Linked DNA regions of Homo sapiens: regions 2 and 3 are each linked to region 1. The links are chromatin contacts, found by Hi-C or POLR2A ChIA-PET in ENCODE. All regions are on one chromosome and are shown on one strand. The core of a region is the stretch at or near the end of the contact, and the rest is flanking DNA. Distances in the headings are between cores, read along the strand shown.

Region 1 (4,506 bases), core at 918-3,417:
GGTTCAAACAATTCTCCTGCCTCAGCCTCCCAAGTAGGTGAGATTACAGGCGCCTGCCACCATGCCTGGCTAAACTTTTTTTTGTATTTTTAGTAGATACAGGGTTTCACCATGTTGGCCAGGCTGGTTGGCCAGGCTGGTTTCAAACTCCTGACCTCAGGTGATCTGCCCATCTTGGCCTCCCAAAGTGCTAGGATTACAGGTGTGAGCCAGCGCGCCTGGCCTTCTTACTGCACTTTATTTTATTTTATTTTATTTTATTTTGAGATGGAGTCTTGCTCTGTCACCAGGCTGGAGTGCAGTGGCGCGATCTCGGCTCACTGCAACCTCTGCCTCCTGGGTTCAAGGGATTCCACTGCCTCAGCCTCCCAAGTAGCTGGGACTACAGGCGGTGCCACCACGCCCGGCTAATTTTTTGTATTTTAGTAGAGACGGAGTTTCGCCATGTTGGCCAGGAGATGGTCTCCATCTCCTGACCTCATGATCTGCCTGCCTCGGCCTCCCAAAGTGCTGGGATTAACAGGCGTGAGCCACTGCGCCCAGCCACCTTACTGCATTTTAAACCCAAACTTTAAATATCATCTAGGTCAGTGGCTCTTTTTTTTTTTTTTTTGAAACAGAGTTTTGCTCTTGTTGCCCAGGCTGCAACGCAATGGCGCCATCTCAGCTCACCGCAACCTCCACCTGCCGGGTTCAAGTGATTCTCCAGCCTCAGCCTCCTGAGCAGCTGGGATTACAGGTGCACGCCACCACGCCCGGCTAATTTTGTATTTTTAGTAGAGACGGGGTTTCTCCATGTTGGTCAGGCTGGTCTCAAACTCCTGACCTCAACTGATCCGCCCGCCTCGGCCTCCCAAAGTGCTGGGATTACAGGCGTGAGCCACCGCGCCCGGCCCTAAGTCAGTGGCTCTTAACCCTGGTTGTACACTAAACTCACTTTTGAAGTCTTACAGAAATGCCAGTGCCTAGGCCCCATTACCAAAGATCCTCATTCCCTTTGTCTGAGGTGGGGTCAGGGGTGTCAGTGTTTTTGAAAGCCTCCCTGGGAATTCTCATTTGCACCTAGGTTGAGAAGTACTGTATCTAGTTCAGTGTCTCATTTTCCTTATAGGAAGCTGTGAGGCCGAGAGATGAAAGGAAAGGCTCAGGCGATATAGCAAGAGCAGAAGGACCCAAGCCCCTTATCAAGGCTTGTATTCAAGGGGAAAATGCAGCCCTGGGGCTGCCCTTCACTCGGTCTTTGGGATGAGACTTCTGAGCTCTTTCCTGATAATAATGTTTGGACCTTTCCAACCCAGTTCTTCCTAGCACCCTTGCCTTTTCATCCTTGGATGCCTCAGGTCAGACCCCTCAGAGAGGTGTCCCTACAGAAAGCCGCTGTTCTAGAATGTGACCCATTAAAAAACTCATAGCACTTGTAGATGTGAAATAATCCTGTTCATTCATTTTTGAGAATCTAAGCCCCCTGTGGGCAGGAACCGTATCTGTGTTGTTCCTGCGGTGCGGGGGCTTAGAGTAGTGACCAGCACTTAGTAAAACATACTCATTAAATGACTGAATGAACGAAATCCCAGGAGGCCAGTTGAGTAGTTTTTTTTTTTTTTTTTTTTTTTCCTGGTCCCGACCATCTGATTCTCATTACTTCTACAGCTCGGGAAGTCTCTGCTTTGGCATTTTATAAACCTCCTGTGCGTACGTCGACATTTTAACCATAAATCCAGAGTTTTGGGACTGCAAAACTCGAGGCCAGGGGATTGGGGGAGGGGGATAACTACCCGGAGGTCCGAAGCCCGGCGGAGCTGCCCTGGGGTTGGGGGGAGGGACGGGAACCCTCGGGAGGACGCCCCTCCGCCCCCTGCCCACCCCCTCGGCGGGACATGGCCCCGGGCCGGGACGTCCTTCAGATTGGTGCGCCGCCGCCGCGGCCGTCTCCTCCCGTCGGGCGGGGTGGGGGGTGGTGAGGGACGCGATCCAGGTCGTGGCCTGGCGGCGGCTCCGGCCACAGCCCCCGCATTCCGGCCGCGCGCCCCCGGAGGTGACGCCTTGAGGAAGCTGTATTTTTTTGGGGGGGAGCCGCAGGGAACCGTTGGGAGAGGGGCCCTGTGTGTGTCCCTTTAAGAGCCGGAGCGCTGCCTCCGCCTCGCAGGCGCCCGGAGCCTCACAAAAGAACAGGATGTTGTTGATTTGTCACCAAACCACAGAGAGGAAATGATTGTAAATTTCCTTTAAACATCCCCACCGCGCTCCGGCCGCCCCCGCTTCCGCCTCCTCCGCCCCCGCCCGGTTCGGCACAGCGGGGCCTCAGCGCTCCCGCGGGGCGCCTGCTCCCCGGCCGGGCCACGGGCCGAGCGGCTCCTGGGCGCCTGCGGGAGGAGCCCCCGGCCCGGCCGCTGCCCCAGCTCGCGTTCCAGTTGCTTTTTCTACAGTTGCAGCGGAGGAAGGTCCTGGGCTTTTGTGTGAGCCCGCGCGCCGCCCTTCTCTCCGGGAGCGAATGGGAACCGCGCGCGGGGAGCTCCGTGCTGTGTCTAGGGAGCGCCTTAGCGCGCCATCCCCGTTTAGCCTCGCAGCTTCCCTGTAGAGGCAACAACCGTTATCTCCTTCGTTAGGGTCTGGAGGGAAACTGAGGCCCAGGTTAGTTACGTGAGCCGAAAGTCACCAGCTCTTGGAACGCTTTGGGGGCTCTTGGAACACACCATGCAGGTTTAGGTCACCCCAGACCTTATATTTGTGAATCAGTGAGCGACCGGAACATTCTAGAATCCCCAAGTCATCAAAAGTGGCAATTTACATTGCGAAGTCCAAAGCAATGATTGCCAAGTCCAAGTTTTTTCGTGGGGGAACGTCCCTCACCACTTCCAGCCGGGCATCCACTTTTCAGAAGCTGTTTGGGTCTCAGTTTCTACTTTCACTCCATTTGCTTGTAAGATTTCAGGAAGCCTCTGGTGGAGTAAGTGTTTGCTCCCAACCTGTGGCCCATGTTGGAGTGGTGTGGTCTGTGGTCTAGGAAAGGGCTGCCTTTGCTGTACAGAGTGTTCTTTTGGAGCAAGTAATGCTTATTCCGGCATAGGCTGCACTGGGCTTCTTGAACTAAAAGCAGCAGCTAATGTCCTAGACACCGCTGAACAGAATTCTCTCATTTCATCCTTTGACCAGCCCCAGGAGGTAGAGGTTGCTTTTCTCTTTAAACAGTTGAGGAAGCAGGTTCAGAGAGGCTGAGGAACCGGACCAGCTTGCACATTGTAAGTGGAAGACAAAAGACTCATTTAGTTACCACATTCTGATTACTGGTGATGTCTCTCTTTAATACTTTGTCTTATTACTCGCTTGCGGAGACAGGTGGTGAAGAGAATACAGGATATTTTTGTTGGGTCTTGTTACCTCAACTTCCAGGGAGCTCTGGGCCGGACTCCACTTTCTGGGAATAGAGTTAGGTGGCCAGTGCTCTCAGACTGGAATCTTCCCTTTGCCAGCCTTATGAGAGGTCCTGAGTGGCTTGGGGACTGAGGTGGAGTTCTTTTCACTCTACTTGAATAGGAAAATGGGCTCCTTTAAACGATTACCTGGAGTTGGATTTCTAAGGCTGAATAGCCCCAGTCCAATGCAAGCCCTTCTATTCAGATTTCTCAGCTCTAGGGGGCAATGGTAAGAGCTGGTGAGATGTATGGAGGGTTGACTTTGAATATTAAACGTGCGGTTCCTAACAGCTAATGTTTTCGTGTGCCTGCTATGTGCCATGCACTGTGCCAGGTGCTGTGCACGTGTTTTCTCATTTGATCCTAAGCCACGAAAAGTTGGTACCCAGAGAGGTCGTGCACCTAGAAATGATGGAGCAGGGGTTGGCATTTTTCTCCACAGAATCCCCTGTGTCTGTGCAAGAGGTCATCCAGGCACCCCAGAAATGAGACCACAGTTGCTTGCCTTCAATCATTTAGAAAGCCAAGAGGGTCCTTGGTGCGGGTGGATTTTGAGAGAGAAAGACAGTGGCCTTTGGCTCCTTTGTGCTGCAGCTGTCTGCAGTTCCTCAACTCTGAGGACATTTGTTGATGGATTTCCAGAGCGGACTTCTGTGTCTCCACCTGTCCTTTTTGCTTTTATAGAATGCCAGTCACTGGGACATCCACATCCTGACACTTGGGAGGGTGAACCATCTCCTTGTTTCCATTCCTCAGATGAGGAGCACAGGGCACCAACCTGCTAAGTTGTTGTGGGCACTGAATGGGCTGACTTGAGGCAGAGCAAAGCCACTGAAGTCAGGGTCCCTAGTCCCCGCCACTCAGTTCTGGGGAAGCTGGAACCATAGGGCAGGTCATCTGATGCCACCTGGTCTGAGTTTCCTGGCCTGTGAAGAACTTTGGTCTAGGTGGTCTATGAGGGCCCTTCCAACCATTATAGAAAAAATAGCTTCTATTTACTGGTCCCGTTAATAATATTTATTAAACATCCATTACATGCCAGGCACTACTGTTACAGGCGTTGGAAATACAGTGGTCAACACAAGTTCTGCCT
Region 2 (4,506 bases), core at 817-3,316, 760 kb before region 1:
GGGACAGTCTCCCCTATGCTGTTCTCATGATATCAAGTGAGTCTCATGAAATCTTATGGTTTTGTAAGCATCTGGCATTTCCCCCGCTTGCACTCACTCTGTCCTGCCACCCTTAGAAGGCAAAGCAGAAGGTGCCTGCTTCTCCTTTGCCTTCCATCATGATTGTAAGTTTCCTGAGGCCTTCCCAGCAATGCAGAACTGTGAGTCAATTAAACCTCTTTCCTTTATAAATTACCCAGTCTCAGGTATTTCTTCATAGCAGTGTGAGAACGGATTGATACACCATGCACGTGTGTGGGCAGCGATATATTGGAAATCTCTATACCTTCATCTCAATTTTGCTGTGACCCTAAAACTGCTCTTCAAAAAAAAGGCTTAAAAAAATTTTTAGGGACTGGCTGTGGTGGCTCACATCTGTAATCCCGGCACTTTGGGAGGCTGAGGCAGGTAGATGGCTTGGGCCCAGGAGTTGGAGACCAGCCTGGGCAACATGGCAAAACCTGCCTCTACAAAAATATTTAAAAATCAGCCAGGCATGGGCCAGCCGCGGTGGCTCACGCCTGTAATCCCAGCACTTTGGGAGGCTGAGGCAGGTGGATTGCGAGGTCAGGAGATCGAGACCATCCTGGCTAACACAGTGAAACTCGTCTCTACTAAAAAATAAATACAAAAAATTAGCCGGGCGTGGTGGCACGCGTCTGTAGTGCCAGCTACTCGGGAGGCTGAGGCAGGAGAATCACTTGAACCCGGGAGGCAGAGGTTGCAGTGAGCCGAGATCGCACCACTGCACTCCAGCCTGGGTGACAGAGCAAGACTCTGTCTCAAAAAAAAAAAGTAATAATAATTAGCCAGGCATTGTAGCGCTTGCCTGTAGTCCCACCTACTCAGGAGGCTGAGGTGGGAGGATCAGCTGAGCCCCCAGAGGTTGCAGCAAGCTGAGATCACATTGCTGACAACAGAGCAAGACAATCTCAAAATAAATAAATAAATAAATAAATAAAAATTTAGCGTCTCAGTTGAGATGTCTGTAAATGTAAAATAAACACTGCAATTCATAACAATATAAAAAAGTAAAATATTTCATTAATAATTTTTATATTTCATTCATATTGAAGTAATATTTTAGATATATTAATTTCACGTTTCTAAAACTAGAAAATCTAAACTTACAATGTGATTCACATTAGATTTCTATTGGATGGTGCTGTCCTACAGCAAAGCAACCAGCTTTCAAATCCTACCCACGCACCTAGAGTTTCCAATCTGCTTTGTAATCCCTCATTCTTAAACATGAGTAGACAACCCAGGATTATCAGACATCTGAGGAAAGATCCTAACATGAGAGAAAGCGGGGCTGGGGGAAGCAACTTGCCAAATAAACAGTATGCAACAAGAAGAAAGATGTTCTAAAAATCATTAATATCCACAACAAACATTCAGAGGAAAAAGAGGTCATTAGAAGTTTAAAATACAAGAACAGAAATGAAAACTCAATAAAAGGACTGGAAGAATTAAGGAAATTCCCCAAAAAGTACAGCAAAAAGATAAGAAAATTAGAAGACCAGTTTGGGAGGACCAATATCCAAATAATAGGAGAAAACATAAAATAGAGAGCAAGTTATCAAGGAAATAAAGAAAATTTCCCAGTATTGAAGGATAAGTCTCTAGCACAAAGGACAAAAATAGATTATTCAAAGGCATATAATGGTGAAATTTCAAAACACCGGAATACAAAGAAAATCCTACAAAATTCCACAGAAAGGATGAAAACAGGTCATATACAAAGGAATCAGAGCAGTTCTGGGTTTCTTAACAATAATATCAACAGCTGGGTGGCAATGGAACAAGGCCTTTAAAAATCTGAAGAAAAATAATTTCCAAACTACAAATCTATACCCAACAAAAACTATCAATCAAATGTCAGCTTAGAATAGACATTTTCAGACATTTAAGCTTTAAAAAATCTGTTCCCATATACCGCAGGAAGCTACTGTAGGACATGCTCCACCAAAATGAGGATGCAAACCAAAAAAGTGCAAGACTTGAAATACAGGAAATGAAACCTAACACATGAGGAAATTGAAGGAAATCCCGGGGATAAAGGTTCCAGGATGACTGTATGTGCCAGGTACAGAGAACCACCAGCTAAAAGGGAGCAATGAGACTTGAGCCAGACCCTTGAAGCCTGTCATCACCATCATCTGCTTTTGTTCTGGCTTTTAAAATTCACAACACCTGGGTGAATCTGACCCAGATGGTTGGCCTGTCTGGACCATATGTTAACAGTTTTTTTCTTTCCTTCTCTGCTCTACTACCTGGACTGTCAAGGATACTCATTCCCACACCACAGAACTTTCCCGCTTTGACTTATTCAGGAGACCCAGAGGTTGCATATGGTAAGCTCAGAAGCAGAAAATACAGAGCAGTGTACTCCCTCAACCTTATTCCTGTTGAATGTCTAGTACTTGGCCCTCACTGCAGGCCTGCCAGATGCTCAACTGTGGTGAACCCTGTTTCCCAGGCCTTACTTATGTCCTGGCCAAGTGATGTCCTTAAAATCTAGGTGCACTCGTAAACACTCACAGAATCTGAAGCTGGGCTATGACTCTGAGATGGTATTCAGTTTTTCTCTGCCTGGAAGACTCCATCTAACAGTGGCAATGCCAACTTTTATACACATGTTAGATTTTTGTTTCTTAAGTTTTATCTATTTCATTTATATGCAAATAATTATTAATGAAAACAAAATATTTTTAAAGGGGCAGAAAAACATTTATTCTATAGGAGTTTTTATGCAATAGAATTAGATGACTAGATAAATGTCTAAAGGTCATTAGCTGGTACAGGAAAATAATTTAATAGAATTGCATGTATTAAAATGAGCTTCTCTTCTCCAAAAGATTCTCAGTGCTATCAAATCTTACTTAAATCAATACAAATTGCTCAAAGGTACAGTACATCAAAAATAACAGCATCAAATATAAATATATTTGGCTGGGTTCTTCTCTGCACTAAGACCATCCATCAACATAAAAATTAAAAGCTGTCCCTTTACTCCCCTTCCAGAGAGTAATTCAAGTTCTGATTCAGTTACCACATCCTAATGTAATATGTGGTAAGATAAATCTTTTGGTTACCATCTACAGGAAATTAGAAACTTCCTAGATACTTTATAGTTTATAACAACAACAACAACAAAAAAGTCAAAAGACCCCAAGGTATTTATTCCCTGTAAGGTCAAGCTAATTAATAACTTAATGAGTTTGAAACACCCTGATTAATTATTATCAGAAAACATAAATGAAGTTTAAAACTTATTTTGCATATCTGGATTTGTTCTTGCAGTGGTGGTGGTTGTGTGTATTAATACTTCAGCTTTTTAAAAACGGTCCAATGGCAGTCTTCTGCACAGAGGCTCCCTCTGTTTGCTTAGTAACAGAATTCAATCTATTGTAAATTCAGGACACAAGAAAACTCATCCAAGAGACTGATTCACCTCTACTTGATTCTCTGAATCTTTAACTTTTCACTTTAATCAGAAAAAGGGCCCAGAGAATACTCAGACAACTAAGCATGGTCTCTTGGCACAGGATGCTCATGTAGCCAAGCAAAAGGTAATTGGGTAGTTCTTAGCAGCAGAGAGGTTAGCAGGGATCTAAAAAGAGAGTATGACTAAACATTACTCTGAACACAGAGTACATTCTACATAGCAAAAAGTGTTTCTAATTCCTACTTCTGTGCTTCACATGGACAGTTAATCATGGACGGTAATTGCAAGAACCATGTGGCCAGCACACGGGAAATATAAACCCACACTGTAAGCCTGTATTTCATTACTTTCTAAAGATTTTGTTAAGGCTAAGTTGTAATAGACAACTACAATTATATTTGAGTTCTTGGCTAAATGGACTACCACCAGAACAGCACAGCTGAATGCCACTTGGTCCTTACACTCTGACGATTCTAGGAGGCCCAGGATCCCTGGGAACTACAAAGGTTTTTGTGTTCTTGGCTCACTGCAACCTCCACCTCCTGGGTTCAAGTGATTCTCCTGCCTCAGCCTCCTGAGTAGCTGGGATTACAAGGCACCTGCCATCATGCCCAGCCAGGTTTTCTTATATGTATAATCACAACACAATTCACTAACTCCCTCGGTATACACTCCTACTTCTCTCTTTTCTGACATCCACCCTTGCTCATGGGCTAATTTAGTGTGAGGAACATGTTTAATGTGATAGGTGGAAGTCTAAGATGTCCCCCAAGATTGCTAGCCTGATGTACACACCCTGTATAATCATCAGGACTGTGAATATGATAGGATATCATTCCTGTGATTAGATTACATTTTAGGCAAAATTGACTTTTTTTTTGGTCTATGTTTTTTTGTTTGTTTGTTTGTTTTTGAGACAAGGTCTCACTATGTTGCCAGGCTGGCCTTGAACTCCTGAGCTCCAGCAATCCTCCTGCCTCAGCCTCCCAAGTAGTGGGGCCTACAGGCATATAGCA
Region 3 (4,506 bases), core at 1,361-3,860, 670 kb before region 1:
ACACCATAGTACAGGCAACCAGGATCCATGATGTGCACTGGCAGGAGGAGAGGGGAACGCACAAGGAAGAGGAGATCGCTGGGAGTGTATGAGGTCCTGCCGGCACTATCCCTCTCCCCCAACCCGTGATAACCCAGTTACCTGTGCCTGTTGTGGGCCTGAGGGCAGGGGTGGGGGCAGAGATTTGGGAGCTGTCTGGGGCCCTGAAGGGAAAGGTCTATTGGTTACTTAAGGAGAGAGGAGGAAGAACAAGCCTTCATGCCCTGCTCCCCGCCTCCGTCCCCCTCATGCTCTCCTCCCCACTCCTCCCAGCATCAGTCCCTAGGGAGCCAACTCCACTCACTTGTCCTGAGCTGCCTGTGCCCTGCCTCTTGAGTCCAGGCCGAAGTAGATGGAATTAGGCATCATCTCCACAGTATTTAGGGCTGAAGACTGCTCAGAGGAGGAAGTGGGGAGAGGAGGAGGCCTTGGGCTGGGCTCTGGGCTCCTGGACACTCCTGGTCCCCCGAGGGCTGGGCTCAGCCCAGGTCTCTGAGTGGTGGCAGGGCCACTGAGTCCACCAAACACGGTCCTGGGCTTCGGCACGGGCTTAGGGGGCTGGGCTTGCGGGGCTGGGCTGGGGGATGGTTCCATGGCACTATCTGATTTGGGATCCAGGGAGCCCTCTTCGGTGCCTGTCTGTAGCAGGCGTAGAATGCGTTTCCGGTGCCCTGTGGCGCTGATGCCCAACTGCTTCAACTCCTCGTGGCCCAGGCCCCGGGCTGCACCTGCTGTAGCCAGGCCATGCCGTCGGAACGTGTCTGCATACTGCTCCAGGTGCACCGTGGCCAGCCACACAGCGATGTCCAGGTCCTGAGGGGCAGCCATGGGGGCTCAGGCCATTGCTGGGGGGAGGGGCAGGGTGAAGGGAGGGCTCAGGCTGAGAATCCCCCTCTCTGCCCCAGAGTCTGAGGCCTGGACAGTGAGCACCAGCCTCCAATCTTCCTCCAAAGAAAGATGCTGAAAGGCCTGCGATCTGGAAGCAGAGCCATCCCAGAACAACAGCAATGGCTCTCTACTTAGGGAAGGGACTTCATTTGAAGTTAAGGAAACTGAGGCCCAGAGAGGGGAAGGGGCTTGCCCCAGGTTCACAGTAAGTCAGTGCTAGAGTTGGCCCCTCAGTTCCTGCCCACCCTGGGTCTGGGTCAAAGCTCTGCTCCTGCCTGACTGCACATCCAACTGAGTAAGCATGGGACAAGATGCTAGAATGCTGTGGGTCAGAGTGGGATAGGGAGATGCAGAGGAGGGGCCAATGATGTGGCCAATCAGCTCTGGAGTAAGGTAGGGAGAGGGGCAGCCTAGATAGGAGGAAGGAGGTGCAGACGCCCCCTCCCTCTTGTTTCCAGAGCCGATGTATGCAGGCCTGCCGTCCTAATCCTGGTTGTTCCCAGTCCCTCCTCCCCTTCCACCTATTGTCTCTGCTCAGACTTCCTTCCTGTCCCTCCAGCCCTGGCCGCCTCCACATCCTGCCTGCTTTGGTCAGGCTGCCGGGAGAGCCCTAACCAGTCCTAATGTGTGGGGTCCCGGCCCTGGGTGGAGGCTAATTGAAGAATAAGGATGGGGATGCCAGAGAGATGAGGCCTGACCTCTGGTCAGGGGTACTCCAGAGGCTTCTGGACTCTCTGCCCACCGGCAGCATGTTCACATGCTGTTCACCTGTGTGTGCACATGCCCTGTAGCGATTTGGCAGTGTGAAATGCCATCCCCCCACCTCTGCTTTCTCCAAGCCTTCCTTTTCTGAGCTTGCCTTTTCCCTGCTCATTCCCTTGGGCTCAGGTCTCTGTGCTCTGTCCCCCTTCCACCAGCCTGACCCCGACCCTGACCCTGGTCTATTTCATAGACCTGTCTCTAATTCTGTGGCCCCTGAGTTTTATCTCTGCCTTGTCACTGTCCCTGCCCCATTCCATCTCAACCTCTCAATTCTTCTTTGTCCCTCTCCTTGTCCCACCCTGTTTTGCTCTCTGTTATTAAGCTTGTCCTTGACTCAGTCTACAATTCTAACCAGATCTTGAGTTGTATCTGTGTCTCTGTCTGCCTCTGAGCCTGGGTTTCTGTCTTCCGCCTCGGCCTAGGCTCTCTCCCTGTTACTCTTGTGCTCTGTCGGTGACCAGGACGCCCTCTCCGTCCCAGCATCACTGCTGGCCTCCCTCTGCCTCTCTCCAGCTGGGCCTCATTCCCAAGCCAGGGCCCGCGTGCTGAGCCTCGGGCCCTGACTCAGGGCCCGGTTTCCCGGTGACTCAGGCCGGGCTCGACAGCACGGGGCTGGGAGCTGAGGTGCTCGCGGGACAGGAGTGGCGGGGGCGGGGCGGGCAGTGGCGGGCAGCGCAGGCTGCGACGAGGGAGGGGGCGAGGAGGGATGGGGCAGAGGCCGGGCAGCAGGAGGGAGGGGCGGGTCGTGGCAGGGATGGGGAGGGCCGCCGGCGCCGAGGGGGCCTGGGAGCCCACGAAGGCCCTCGAGAAGGTGATGGGGAGGAGTCTGGGAAGCAGGGACCCGGGGGGCGCGGGGGTCCTCACCTCACTACGCGGCCGCCGTCCGCTCGCGGGTGCCCGCCGCTCGTCCGAGGTTCTGGGTCCCGCCGCGCCGGCCCCGCCTCCCCTCTGCCCTCCCTCGACGGGCCCAGCCCCGCCCCGCCCGGCCGGTTCCCTCCGCGGGGCCCCGGCCACTCCTTGTGCAAGCGCAGGCCTCCAAAGGGTTTGGGCTTCTTGCCCAACCGCCGCGCTTATCTCCGAGTCTGCCCCCAGTCTGCCCTCTCGCAGGCCGAGAAAGGACCAGAACACGTTGGGACGAAGACAACCTCAGGGAGAGGGACAAAGAGGCAGAGACCGGGACGGAGACTGGGACGGAGGTAGAAACTGAGAAAGGGAGAGTGCCAGGGACGGCTTTGCATCCTCTCCGCTGCTCCCATGCCCTCCAGTCCTGCCAAAAGGGAGGAGGAAAGGTCGAGCCCTAATCCCCCAGGGCACCTCTCCCACGCCCGGAAGGGTGGCTGGACCCTGGCAACCAGTTTAGTGTGGGGACGGAAGCTGGACATCCAGAATTGAGACTTGGCCTGGGCAACAAGCGCAGAGGCCCAGCAGAGGGGTACCCGTCTGTTTCTCCCCACTTCCATCCCCAAGGGCCCGGCCTAGGTTCCTTCGAGGGATGAAGGTCCGCAAGGCACATCCCTACTTCCAAACCAAGGTTTGGGGCTGCCTTTTTGGGACAGGCGGACGCCCTGCAAGCTCAGTGACCAAGCAAGCAGCTGTTTCATTCATGGGAGAAGCCGCCCCTTCTCCCCAACTCCCACCCTAAAATTTCAGGGGGGATGCCGGGGAGGCCTGAAGAGGAATGGCCCTTCTCTCCTTCGCTAATCTTGCCGGAACCCCGGTCCTGGAGCCTGTCTCCCAGGGGCGGAGGCACTTCCCTCTCTGAGCAGGACCAGTGTTTGGGTGTGGGGGGGGGGTGTTTGTGTGTGTGTGTGTGTGTGTGTGTGTGTGTGTGTGTGTGTGTGTGTGTGTGTATGTGTTGGGGGTGGCGGGGGCGCTGGCCGGCTGTGTTTTCCTGTTTGTATGAGAGGAAGTTGGCTGTGAGTCAGCAGACACAGGAACTGTCAGTAGCTAGGGGAAGACCCCTGCCTCAGGGGAAGAAGAGGGGAGTGGGAGGAAGTGGTTCCCACCTCTTCCAGCTGCCTCAGCTAGGGGAGGGACTGTCATCTTCAACCTACTGGAGCCCCACTTTCCCGGCCTTCCCTTTGAGAAAGAGAATTATAGTAATAAAATAATAATTGCAATAGCCATAATAAGGGCTACCAATTATTGAGAGCTGACCGTGCTCCAGGATCTATGTAAACATTGCTTTGCAAACTTTAATCCTCACAAATATCCCTACAAATAGGAAATTTTATCACCTCTATTTTACATATAAGGAGACAGGGAGCATTAAATAACTTGCTCAAGACTCTGCAGCTAGAAAATAGCCAACCCTCCAAGTCTATATCTATAACTACCATGCTCACCTACCACCCTGGACAGGACCCCTGCACCATGTCCTTTTTTTCAGATGGGCAACTGTGGTGGCAGTGAGAATGCTCCTCACAGATCTTACACTGTGAGGAGTGAAATTAACCAATGGCCCCAGCTGCTTCTCTCTGAAATCTAAGGCCAGCTTCCCACTGGGCTGCTCCCAGCCAGTGACAGAGCTCAGCAGAGATCTAAGGCAGACCCATTCCTGGGAGATAGGGGACTCCTTTGACAGCTGACTTTGGATCAAGATTTCCCAATGGCTTTGCTGAACTTTCCTTTGACTGGTGTTTTAGGATGCTCCTCTCAACCTTTATTCCTTCCCTCTCTCCTTCACAGCTCTCCTAGCTCCAGGCTCCCTTCCTCTCTCACAGGCATCTCCCCTAGTCAAATCCTTGCATTCTGCCTTGGCAGCTTCTTCTTTAAGGACTCAGACTAACCCAGCAAAATAAGGGAGCAGGAAAAGAC

The links. A loop is a pair of places that touch in the nucleus more often than their neighbours do. ChIA-PET counts read pairs that join two places held with the same protein, here RNA polymerase II (POLR2A). Pooled maps may share reads with other maps.
Region 2: a loop to region 1 is called in a map of naive thymus-derived CD4-positive, alpha-beta T cell, with 7 times the contacts of the local background. The contact joins two enhancer-like sites. A Hi-C loop is called at or near these places in 1 of 168 maps with a recorded cell type or tissue (naive thymus-derived CD4-positive, alpha-beta T cell) and 4 of 50 pooled maps. POLR2A ChIA-PET finds 5 or more read pairs at or near these places in 1 of 52 experiments (activated naive CD4-positive, alpha-beta T cell).
Region 3: a map of CD8-positive, alpha-beta T cell shows a loop between it and region 1 (25-fold over the local background). The contact joins the promoter of ARAP3 here to the enhancer-like site in region 1. A Hi-C loop is called at or near these places in 3 of 168 maps with a recorded cell type or tissue (CD4-positive, alpha-beta T cell, CD8-positive, alpha-beta T cell and naive thymus-derived CD4-positive, alpha-beta T cell) and 12 of 50 pooled maps.

Annotation. Positions count from the first base shown.
Region 1 is chr5:142,354,909-142,359,414 of GRCh38, forward strand. All of the region lies in intron 3 of SPRY4-AS1 (SPRY4 antisense RNA 1), which reads left to right. Among named protein-coding and RNA genes, the nearest start is that of SPRY4-AS1, 32 kb to the left of the region's middle. RefSeq lists enhancers at 152-953, 954-1,755 and a silencer at 1,793-2,442. Within about 2 kb of position 2,168, at least 34 of the 41 ENCODE cell types and tissues checked have a DNase peak (open chromatin) inside an H3K27ac peak, as active enhancers do.
Region 2 is chr5:141,595,510-141,600,015 of GRCh38, forward strand. All of the region lies in intron 1 of DIAPH1 (diaphanous related formin 1), which reads right to left. Among named protein-coding and RNA genes, the nearest start is that of DIAPH1, 21 kb to the right of the region's middle. RefSeq lists an enhancer at 2,388-2,437. Within about 2 kb of position 2,067, at least 5 of the 41 ENCODE cell types and tissues checked have a DNase peak (open chromatin) inside an H3K27ac peak, as active enhancers do.
Region 3 is chr5:141,679,620-141,684,125 of GRCh38, forward strand. ARAP3 (ArfGAP with RhoGAP domain, ankyrin repeat and PH domain 3) reads right to left here and starts at 2,611. Exons shown (of 33, transcript NM_022481.6): 1 at 2,554-2,611; 2 at 344-884; 3 at 142-203; 4 at 1-37. The coding sequence starts at 867. RefSeq lists a silencer at 2,611-2,660.